Regions from separate parts of the Mus musculus genome. Here all the other regions are linked to region 2. The links are chromatin contacts, found by Hi-C or POLR2A ChIA-PET in ENCODE. All regions are on one chromosome and are shown on one strand. Each heading gives the region's core, a stretch centred on a gene start or an enhancer-like site at or near the end of the contact. The rest is flanking DNA. Distances are from core to core; before and after follow the strand shown. Region 1 holds the start of Nsd1 (nuclear receptor-binding SET-domain protein 1). Region 2 holds the start of Zfp346 (zinc finger protein 346). Region 3 has its middle 20 kb from the start of Nsd1.

Region 1 (2,700 bases), core at 15-2,514, 100 kb after region 2:
TCCTTCTGAATATAGAAGCTCAGCTCCATAAGCACTCTGGTTGTGTCACTGTGGTAGACAGTTTTATAGTAGGAGGAAGGGAGGACCCCCAGGGGTTACCTAGGGAAGTCTGATATTTCCCTGGGGTCTCAGTCTTGTTTCTGTCAGTAACTAGGTCATCCTGAATGGGGGTGAGGGGGAGGTAGGAGGTTAAGGAGAGGGTCCTGCAGAGCAGTAATGTGCTTACATCAGCTAGTCTCTCTCGGTACCCTTTTTTCCCTGAGGCCACAGGTTGCCTGGCACACTAGCTCCCATTTTGCTTCCCCAGAGCCTGGTGCATTGCCTAGACTGCAGGAAACGGTTGCTGAAGGAAGCAATGAGTTACATTTCAGTATTTGTCAAATATGTCTGTAATTGTTAAGGACAGAGTGTTAGCCTGTTTCAGGATCCTCCCAGATGCCTGTGTCTTGGAGGCCACAGATGAGGAAACAGAGGTTTGGGACTGAAAGATAACTTCTTCAAGGCCCTCCAGTGGCAGTTCCAAGTACCTCAAAATGGCTAGGCACTGGGAAGGGCTGTGGAGTGATTAGCATTGGGGTAACTGCCAGTTAGAAATGACAGGCTCAAATGATTACTTGTGAAAAAGGATCCAGTGAGAGCTTTCCTATTGAATTGCCCGAAGGTGTTAGCAGGAGTTATTCCTTCGTAGAACAAAAGACCGGGTCTCCATGGGAGAGGGCCCCAGTTTTTTTCCGGCTAGTTTTAGCGCAGGGAAAGATGCCAGTCAACTTTGCATCTGGAAACTCCTTTAAACTAACCCGAGGGACCTGAGGTCACAGTAGCCTCTTCACTCTTGCTTCCGCCGGGCACCTTCTCTCAGGAAACCCACTTGCCCTCTTGGCAGGGCCAGGGCTCCAGCATTACTGATGGTATGCTGAAGGCTTAGCTCTGAGCCTCCTTTAATGGACTGTGGGTCTTGGACAGCAAGCAGCTGGAAGCATCCTAAGCCGCTGCTTGCTGGACACAGTCACGAGGTGAAGGGCAGGGAAGGATGGAGTTTGGCCCAACCATTGCAGATCCCCAACCGGTACAGATACTTGGCAGGGGAACGCCAAAAGTGCCTGTTCTCCCAGGTGGGGGTCTAGTTACCAGAGGGCCCTCGGTAAACACTCTACTGGGGCAATAACTATGCACATTTACTAAGCCTCTGGAGGAATGGTGGTCACGTGGCCATCGAGGGCGGCGCCCTCGGCTTTAAAATGAACTCCAAATCACCGAAGGCTTTCTGGAAGAGGCGGGAATTCTCGGGGCCGTCCAATATGGCTTTCTCTCAACAACAAGGATGCGCTTAACGCTCTAGGGACCAAGTCATGCCTGAGGTGAGCTTCTTGCGGTGAAGCAAACCCAGGAAGCAGCAGGGTCCGGGAAGGGAGAAGTGCCTCAGGGGACTGGAGTGGCTGGACCAGGCCTGGTCCAGTCCCTGACCTTCCACTGTCTTTGAGGAATGGACGCGCTACAGCCCTACGAGGTCAGGGCGGCGGGGTCCTGGTGCTAAGTGCGCGCCAGCAGGACCCCGTCCTCCTAACGCAGAGCCTTCCTAGGCCGGGGGTTTGCGCCTTTCATGCTTGGCCAGCCCGTCCAGCCTGTCGGCCGTCCCTGTGCAGTCGCGCAGGGGTCCCGATGCCTGGGCCTCAGGGGCGAAGCGCGCTCGAGAGGGCCATCTGCCTGGGTGTGGAGAACTGCAGCGTCCGCGGTGCGAGGCGCTGCCCCTCCCGGCCCCCGGCCCCGCGCGCCCGCACCTCTCCAAGGCCGCCAGCGCCCGCAGCCCCGGGGCCGCCGTGCCAGGCCCAGACCCAGACCCACACTAGGCGCTGGAGGCGGTGCAGGGATTAGTGGACCCCTCCCCCCGAGCTCCCCTCGCCCCGCCCGGGGCAGCGAAGACCCCTGGGCCCGAGGGTGACCGAGGAGCTTCGTCCCCGCGGGGTCTGGACCGGGGGCTCGGCCTCGCTGGGCGGGGGCTGCACGGCGACAGGCCGAGGTGCGGGCGCGCCGTTAGGCTGTGTCCCAGAGGCCGGGGTGTGGGGCGTGGGCTCAGGGCTGCGGGGTCTCTCGGCCTCAGGCCCGGGTTGAGGCCACGGTCCTGCGGCCAGTACCCCGGGGCGGGTCACCCGACCCTGCTCCCCGGAGCCGCTCACCCCGCACGGCCCGGCCTGGGGAGGGAGAGGGAAGGGAAGGGGTGGTGGGTGAGGGGCCGTGGGGACCGCAGGGCCGAGTCCCCGGCCCGCCCGCACGCGCTGCTCCAGGGCGGCTGCCCCAGGCTCCCGGGAGGAGCCAATCCCCTGCCTCGCGGGCGTCGAGCCTGCGGCCGAAAGGGAGTCCCAGGGCTGTAGAGGCTTGGCTCGGGGAGGCAGACCCGAGCTGCTGCTGCCTCCATTTTGTTTCCTGTTCAGCTTGGTCTGTAGTGGTGGTGGTGGTGTGGGTTTGGGGTGCGGCTGGGCAAGGGGGTTCCCCTGCGGCCACGTCTGCTCGGGGCCTGGGGCCTCGAAGACCCCCATGCCAAACCCCCCAGGTGAGCCCTACAGCGAGACGGGGGTAGCCTCGGCCTCGGGTCGAAACCAGCGGGGCTGAGGGCAGGTGCCCAGTGGATGGGGAGCCCGGGCTGGAACCTAAGATGGAGGCCGGGGCTGACGCGGGCCTGAGAGCAAGGCCGGCGGGCCAGGC
Region 2 (2,964 bases), core at 56-2,555:
AGCAGTGCCCTATTTTACCTCATTATCATGTAAAACAGTGTTTTGTTTTGTTTCCTACCGTGTAAAATGGACCAAGATTCCATTTTACAAGCAGCCTGTGTCTCCACCTTGAGGGTAGAAGTAAACTGTATTCCTCAGTGGACCCAAACTCCTATTTGCTCGGCACCACTCATCGGCAGAGATTGATAAACGACTTATTCCTGAGAACAGAGGATGCTACCTCATAAACTTATTGGGAATGAACTGAGAACAAGCCCAAGAACTTATCAGATACTGCAGACCAAGGAGAAGCTCTAACTCTCTCATCCAGACCCCATAAAGTGAAGATGGCTCCCAACACTAGCCTCAAATACATCATGACAATCCTCCTGCCTCAGCCTCCAGAGTGATATAATTACAGGCAGGCACCACATCCAACCTTATTATTGTCTGGGTTTTTGTTTGTTTTGTGGGTGTGTTTTGTTTCGTTGAGAGATGATCTATTATTGGAGCAGAGGTTTGTCTTGAACTCCTGGTCGTCTTGCGTCCTCCAGAGTACTTTGACCACAGCCTTAACTATCTTTTTCTCGAACAATGTCTTTTTTTTCTCAAATGTGCATTTCTCTAACCTTAGTCTCCCAAATTTTGGAATAGCAAGTATGAGCCACCGTGCTCAGCCATTAGTAAGTGCTTCTTAGACAGGGTCTCAGGTAGCCCAGGCTGGCCTCAAGCTCCTAATCTTATATCCTCCACCTCCTGTGTATTGAGATGAAGAGCTGTACCATTATGTCTGCTTTAATAAGCTAAGTAAAACATTTCTAGAATCTGGGTCTTAGGTTCTCTTCCAAAGAAATGGGAGAAATTGCCGGGCATGGTGGTGCATGCCTTTGATCCCAGCACTCGGGAGGCAGAGGCAGGAGGATTTCTGAGTTCGAGGCCAGCCTGGTCTTCAGAGTGAGTTCCAGGACAGCCAGGGCTACACAGAGAAACCCTGTCTCGAAAAACCAAAAAGAAAAAAGAAAAGAAATGGGAGATAATTTTCCACATATAGAAAAAGGAAATGACAAGTGTCCGTCAGTGGCTCACCTTGAGCAAAACTGAGAGCCCTGAGCTAAGAAGTGATCAACATGAACCGTTTTTTTCCAATTCACTGGACTCCTAAGGCGCCAGAGGAACCAAAACAAAATGAGCCTCTGGGCCCCGCCTCCTCTGGGCCCCGCCCCCTCAGGGCCCCGCCCCAGCGGGACTCTGCAGAGCCCAAACTTCGCGAGAGTTGCTGGCCGGGTCAAATCCCCGCCCACCCACTGCTCGTGGTAGCAGGCCGCATGCGCAGCTTCTTAACGGCGCGTCTTGCCGGAAAGATGGAGTGTCCTGCGCCCGATGCTACGGATGCTGCGGACCCTGGAGAAGCCGGACCGTACAAGGGCTCCGAGGAGCCGGAGGGTCGGGAACCGGACGGAGTGCGCTTTGACCGCGAGAGGGCGCGTCGCCTGTGGGAAGCTGTGTCCGGTGCGCAGCCGGCGGGGAGGGAGGAAGGTGAGTCGGGGGCTCCGGGGTTGGCGGCTGGACCGAGGCGGGATGGGATGGCCCTGCCTCCTGTCACTCCCCTGGCGCCCGCCAGCCTCTGCACGACGTTCCGGAGCTGCGAGCTCGCTCTCGCGAAGGGTGCTGGACCTAGTAACTCGTTACCCTGCGGAATTTGTCCGTCCTCCTTTCCAGGGCGTTCACTTGCGAACAGTTTCCCCCCATTCTAGGTCTTGTCCTCTTAGACAGCGACAGGACTTTCCCAGCCTGACTCGTAGGCGAGCCAGCCCCCGTCCCTGTCTGTCTTTAATTCCACAACTCCACATTGCTTCTCTTTCCTCTCAAAGCCCTATGGTTCTGACAGATCCGAATAGCTTTATTTAATTTACTTCATTATTATTACATTTATTTTGCGACGCCTCTCACTGTTCCAACTCGTGGTGGACCTCCTGCCCTCATCCTTCCTAGTGAGAGGGAGGACCAACGTGAGCTCTGGAAGGTCTTCTTGAATCCCAGCTCCTGGGCTTGATGACTGCGTCCTGGTTTGCCATGTTTCTTCCTTGGTAGACTTGGCTGGCCTTGAACTTGCATGGGTCTCCCTGCCTCAGTGTGGGCATCGCTGGCTTGCACCACTATGTCCTTCAAAACCGTATTTCTGTGTCTGTTGCCAACAGCTTTTTCCACTGAGGAGGCCCAGGAGGCGGGGAAGCTTAGGTATTCATCTTGCCTCTGACTGCTTCATCTCACACTCGATGCAGAGTTGTGGAGAACAGTGTATACTCACTCAGGGTGCACTTCTGGGCAGAACCTTACCAGATGGCTCTGTTTGAACCAAAACTGGGTGGGTAACAAGGATACTAGAGGAGTGCAGGGCGAGCTGGCCTCTTTCTCTTTTCAGAGTCCCTTCCCGAGCTAGCTACTTAATACTAACCCAAATGTACAAGAACTGTTATCTGGGTTTCTGTGCTAACCTATCAGGTCCCTGCAGAGAAGTCTTTCCCTGGTTATTTTGCTTGCTGAGCAGACTAATCTTGGGAAGTTTAATGTGTTTGTGAACTGCTTGCCCTGGATAAAATTGGGATTTTTTTTTTTTTTTACCATATTAAAGGGAGATATATTTAAATTTTTAATATGTTTTTATTTTATGTGATGAGTGTTTTGCTTGCATGTATGTGTATATGAATGACAGGTACCCAAAGATATAAGAAGAAGGTATCATATCCCCCGAAACTCGAGGTACCATTATAAGCTACCATGTGGGTGTTGAGAACTGAACCCCTGGTTCTCTACAAAAGCAGTACATGGCCTTAACCACTGAACCATCTCTCTGACCCCAAGATACGTCGAATTTAAGTGTATGCATCCCCAATCTAATACTGTTAAGTCTGGCTCCTAATAAATGTATATGCCATTTCTGAGTCTCTACTTTTGTACTTTTAAACATTTTTTTGAGCCAGTTGT
Region 3 (2,786 bases), core at 266-2,765, 85 kb after region 2:
TTCCTTGATAGGACATGACTCCTTAGTTACGTAGATTCCTCTGACAGAACCCCTTGTCCTTTGGCAGAACTCCCTAGTGATGTAAACTTGTACTTTCCCTGCCCAGTTCTCCCCCTTTGAGTTTTACTATATAAGCCTGTGAAAAATTCTGGCTGACCGTCGAGACTCCTCTACCCTGTGCTAAGGTGTATGAGTTTCGACCCCAGAGCTCTGTGTGCTTCCATGTTGCTGCTTTATTTCGACCCCAGAGCTCTGGTCTGTGTGCTTTCATGTTGCTGCCTTATTAAATCTTGCCTTCTACATTTTATGTATGGTCTCAGTGTCTTCTTGGGTACGCGGCTGTCCCGGGACTTGAGTGTCTGAGTGAGGGTCTTCCCTCGAGGGTCTTTCACAGGCACACCAGAAGAGGGCGTCAGATCCCATTACAGATGGTTGTGAGCCACCATGTGGTTGCTGGGATTTGAACTCAGAACCTCTGGAAGAGCAGTCAGTGAGTGCTCTTACCTGCTGAGCCATCACACCAGCACCCCCCAACCCCAAAGGATTCTTTATCATGTATTTACTACACTCACTGTGCTTTTTACAAGAGGCCAAAATATTCAAGCAACTAACATGCCCCGTAAATATGTATTTAGATATATGAAACAGGAACACAGCTTTAACTGAGGATGGCTCCCAGGACCCAGAGCATGCTAGATGAGCGCTACAGAGCTGAACTACACACCCAGTCCCCAATACTTACTTACTAAATGTATGGCTTACATTGAACCTGTAGCCGTGAAACATACATTCAGGCAAATCTGGGATAGAGTGAGCTCAGGCGTTGCTCCTCCGTGGTTTAGGAGGAGCAAAAGTAGATGAGGACCCCACCCCCACCCCCAGGAAAAGGACACGCTGCGTCTGGCTGTCTGGGAGAGCACAGAAGTGTCGAAGGGAGGTCACGGTGGGGAAAGTGAAGGCAGGCCAATTTCATGGAAACATCACCTAAGAAGGGATCAGAAGAAGCCAGGAAGCTCTGGAAACCCCACAGTTTTTATAGTCAGTGTGGCTGGAAGTGAAACAAAGGTTCACAAAGGCCAGCAGATTCACCACAGTAGCACTATCAGAGATCTGGAGCCAGATTACAGCGGGGACAAAGGCCGCCTTGAGGGAAGGGCAGGAGACAGGAAAAGAGGCTGGGCCTGGAGCCGGTTTAAAAAAAAAAAGGGTGGGGTGGAGATTGCGGGAGAAAAGAAAGAGGAGTAAGAGTTGGTACTCTAGCGGAGCAAGAGGCACAAAAACTCAAGGAAGCACGAGGTCGGACAGGAGGAGCCCAGGATCCTCCACTCGGAGCGTTGCTATCAGGGAGTGGCAAATCCAGATAGATTGATGGGCACAGCGACAGCCGGATCCGGGGCGAACTGGTCTGGACAAGAATTGGCAGTCTCTTCCCGACTCCGCCCAGTTTGCAAAGCTCACCTTTTTCCCAAGGCTCTTCATCCCGCACCAACGTCATGGCCTTGGCTGGGGTGGCCGCCGATTGGCCTGTGGCAGCCATGTGACAAAGACGAGTCTTAGCCACCCTCCCCCGAATGCAGTCCCACGTGTGGCCGCTGCGGCCGCGTGGTGTTGTCTGCAGCTTTATCGCGGGTTTGCAGGACGCCCTGCCGGGGAGCTGAGGCTTAGCCTCCCCCGGTCCTGTCCCGCTGACTGGAAGAAGCGTCCCCAAACCTGGTGCCAGGACACTGTGTCCTTTTGCTGAGTCTTACGTGGTTGTCAGTTATGATCCCACCTCTTCACGGATCCAAGGCTGTGAGTGTCTTAAACTGTATTGCGGTACCTCAGGCCTGTAACACCATTGAAAGGATCGTGAACTCAAGACCAGCATTGACCAGACAGTGTGGAGACAGCTCAGCACCAGCATTGATTACACAGGATGGAGACTCTTTAAAAAGAGACGGAAGCGGGGATAAGGAGGGAGGAAAAAGAGAGGGAGAAAAGGTAGTATTTTATATTTTTGGGGTGTGTGGGGGTGGGGACTAGTTCAGCTGCTAAGGGGAGAGCATAAAGTCCTGGGTTCTAGCTGTAGAACCCACCTAAAGAGCTTAGTGATGGCCAGTAATACAGAGTTGGGGTGCTGGCTGTCATTGAGCCCAGGTCCAAGGTGAATGGCCCTGAGGAAAGACTTGGGAGTACTCTGGCCTGCACGAACACGCATAATAAAAATATAAAATAGAAAGAAATCAAAAGGTGGGGTTTTTTGTTTGTTTGTTTGTTTTTGTTTTTTTTTTGTTTGTTTGTTTTTGGTAAGTAGTGTTTTAGGTCTCAGGGTGTGGCTAGGAGCCTACCAGTTATGATTGCCAGCAGTATAAAAAGTAAATAAATAGCATTTTAGAGACTTGGAAGCCAGCACATCTAGCTGAAATGAACTGTCCACCATGTGGCCCAGGGCAGATCTTCAGTTTGATTGATCCTCAGATTCCCTATCTATGAAAGAGGATTACCCAGAGCTCCTAAGATGGCTCAGTGGACTAAGGCACTTGCTGCCAATCCTGTGACCTGAATTCACTCCCATATAGTAGAAAGAAGGATCAACTTGTGCATGTCTTCCGACTTCTACAAAGACACAAGCCTGCCCACAAAACCACCGCACTCACATCCACCCATAAAATACATTCATATAGGGGTTTTGTTTTGTTTTGTTTTGTTTTTTGAGACAGGGTTTCACTGTGTAGCCTGGCTGTTCTGGAACTCACTCTGTAGACCAGGCTGGCCTTGAACTCAGAAATTCTGCCTCCCGAGTGCTG

Evidence for each region. A loop is a pair of places that touch in the nucleus more often than their neighbours do. ChIA-PET counts read pairs that join two places held with the same protein, here RNA polymerase II (POLR2A).
Region 1: POLR2A ChIA-PET joins it to region 2 with 18 read pairs in Patski. The contact joins the promoter of Nsd1 here to the promoter of Zfp346 in region 2. POLR2A ChIA-PET finds 5 or more read pairs at or near these places in 3 of 5 experiments (Patski and embryonic stem cell).
Region 3: POLR2A ChIA-PET joins it to region 2 with 40 read pairs in Patski. The contact joins the enhancer-like site here to the promoter of Zfp346 in region 2. A Hi-C loop is called at or near these places in 1 of 37 maps with a recorded cell type or tissue (T-helper 1 cell). POLR2A ChIA-PET finds 5 or more read pairs at or near these places in 4 of 5 experiments (Patski and embryonic stem cell).

The regions. Positions count from the first base shown.
Region 1 is chr13:55,208,518-55,211,217 of GRCm38, forward strand. It overlaps Nsd1 (nuclear receptor-binding SET-domain protein 1), which reads left to right and starts at 1,265. Exons shown (of 23, transcript NM_008739.3): 1 at 1,265-1,358.
Region 2 is chr13:55,104,004-55,106,967 of GRCm38, forward strand. Zfp346 (zinc finger protein 346) reads left to right here and starts at 1,306. Exons shown (of 7, transcript NM_012017.2): 1 at 1,306-1,515. The coding sequence starts at 1,341.
Region 3 is chr13:55,188,850-55,191,635 of GRCm38, forward strand. No RefSeq gene overlaps it. Among named protein-coding and RNA genes, the nearest start is that of Nsd1, 20 kb to the right of the region's middle. Within about 2 kb of position 1,516, at least 3 of the 3 ENCODE cell types and tissues checked have a DNase peak (open chromatin) inside an H3K27ac peak, as active enhancers do.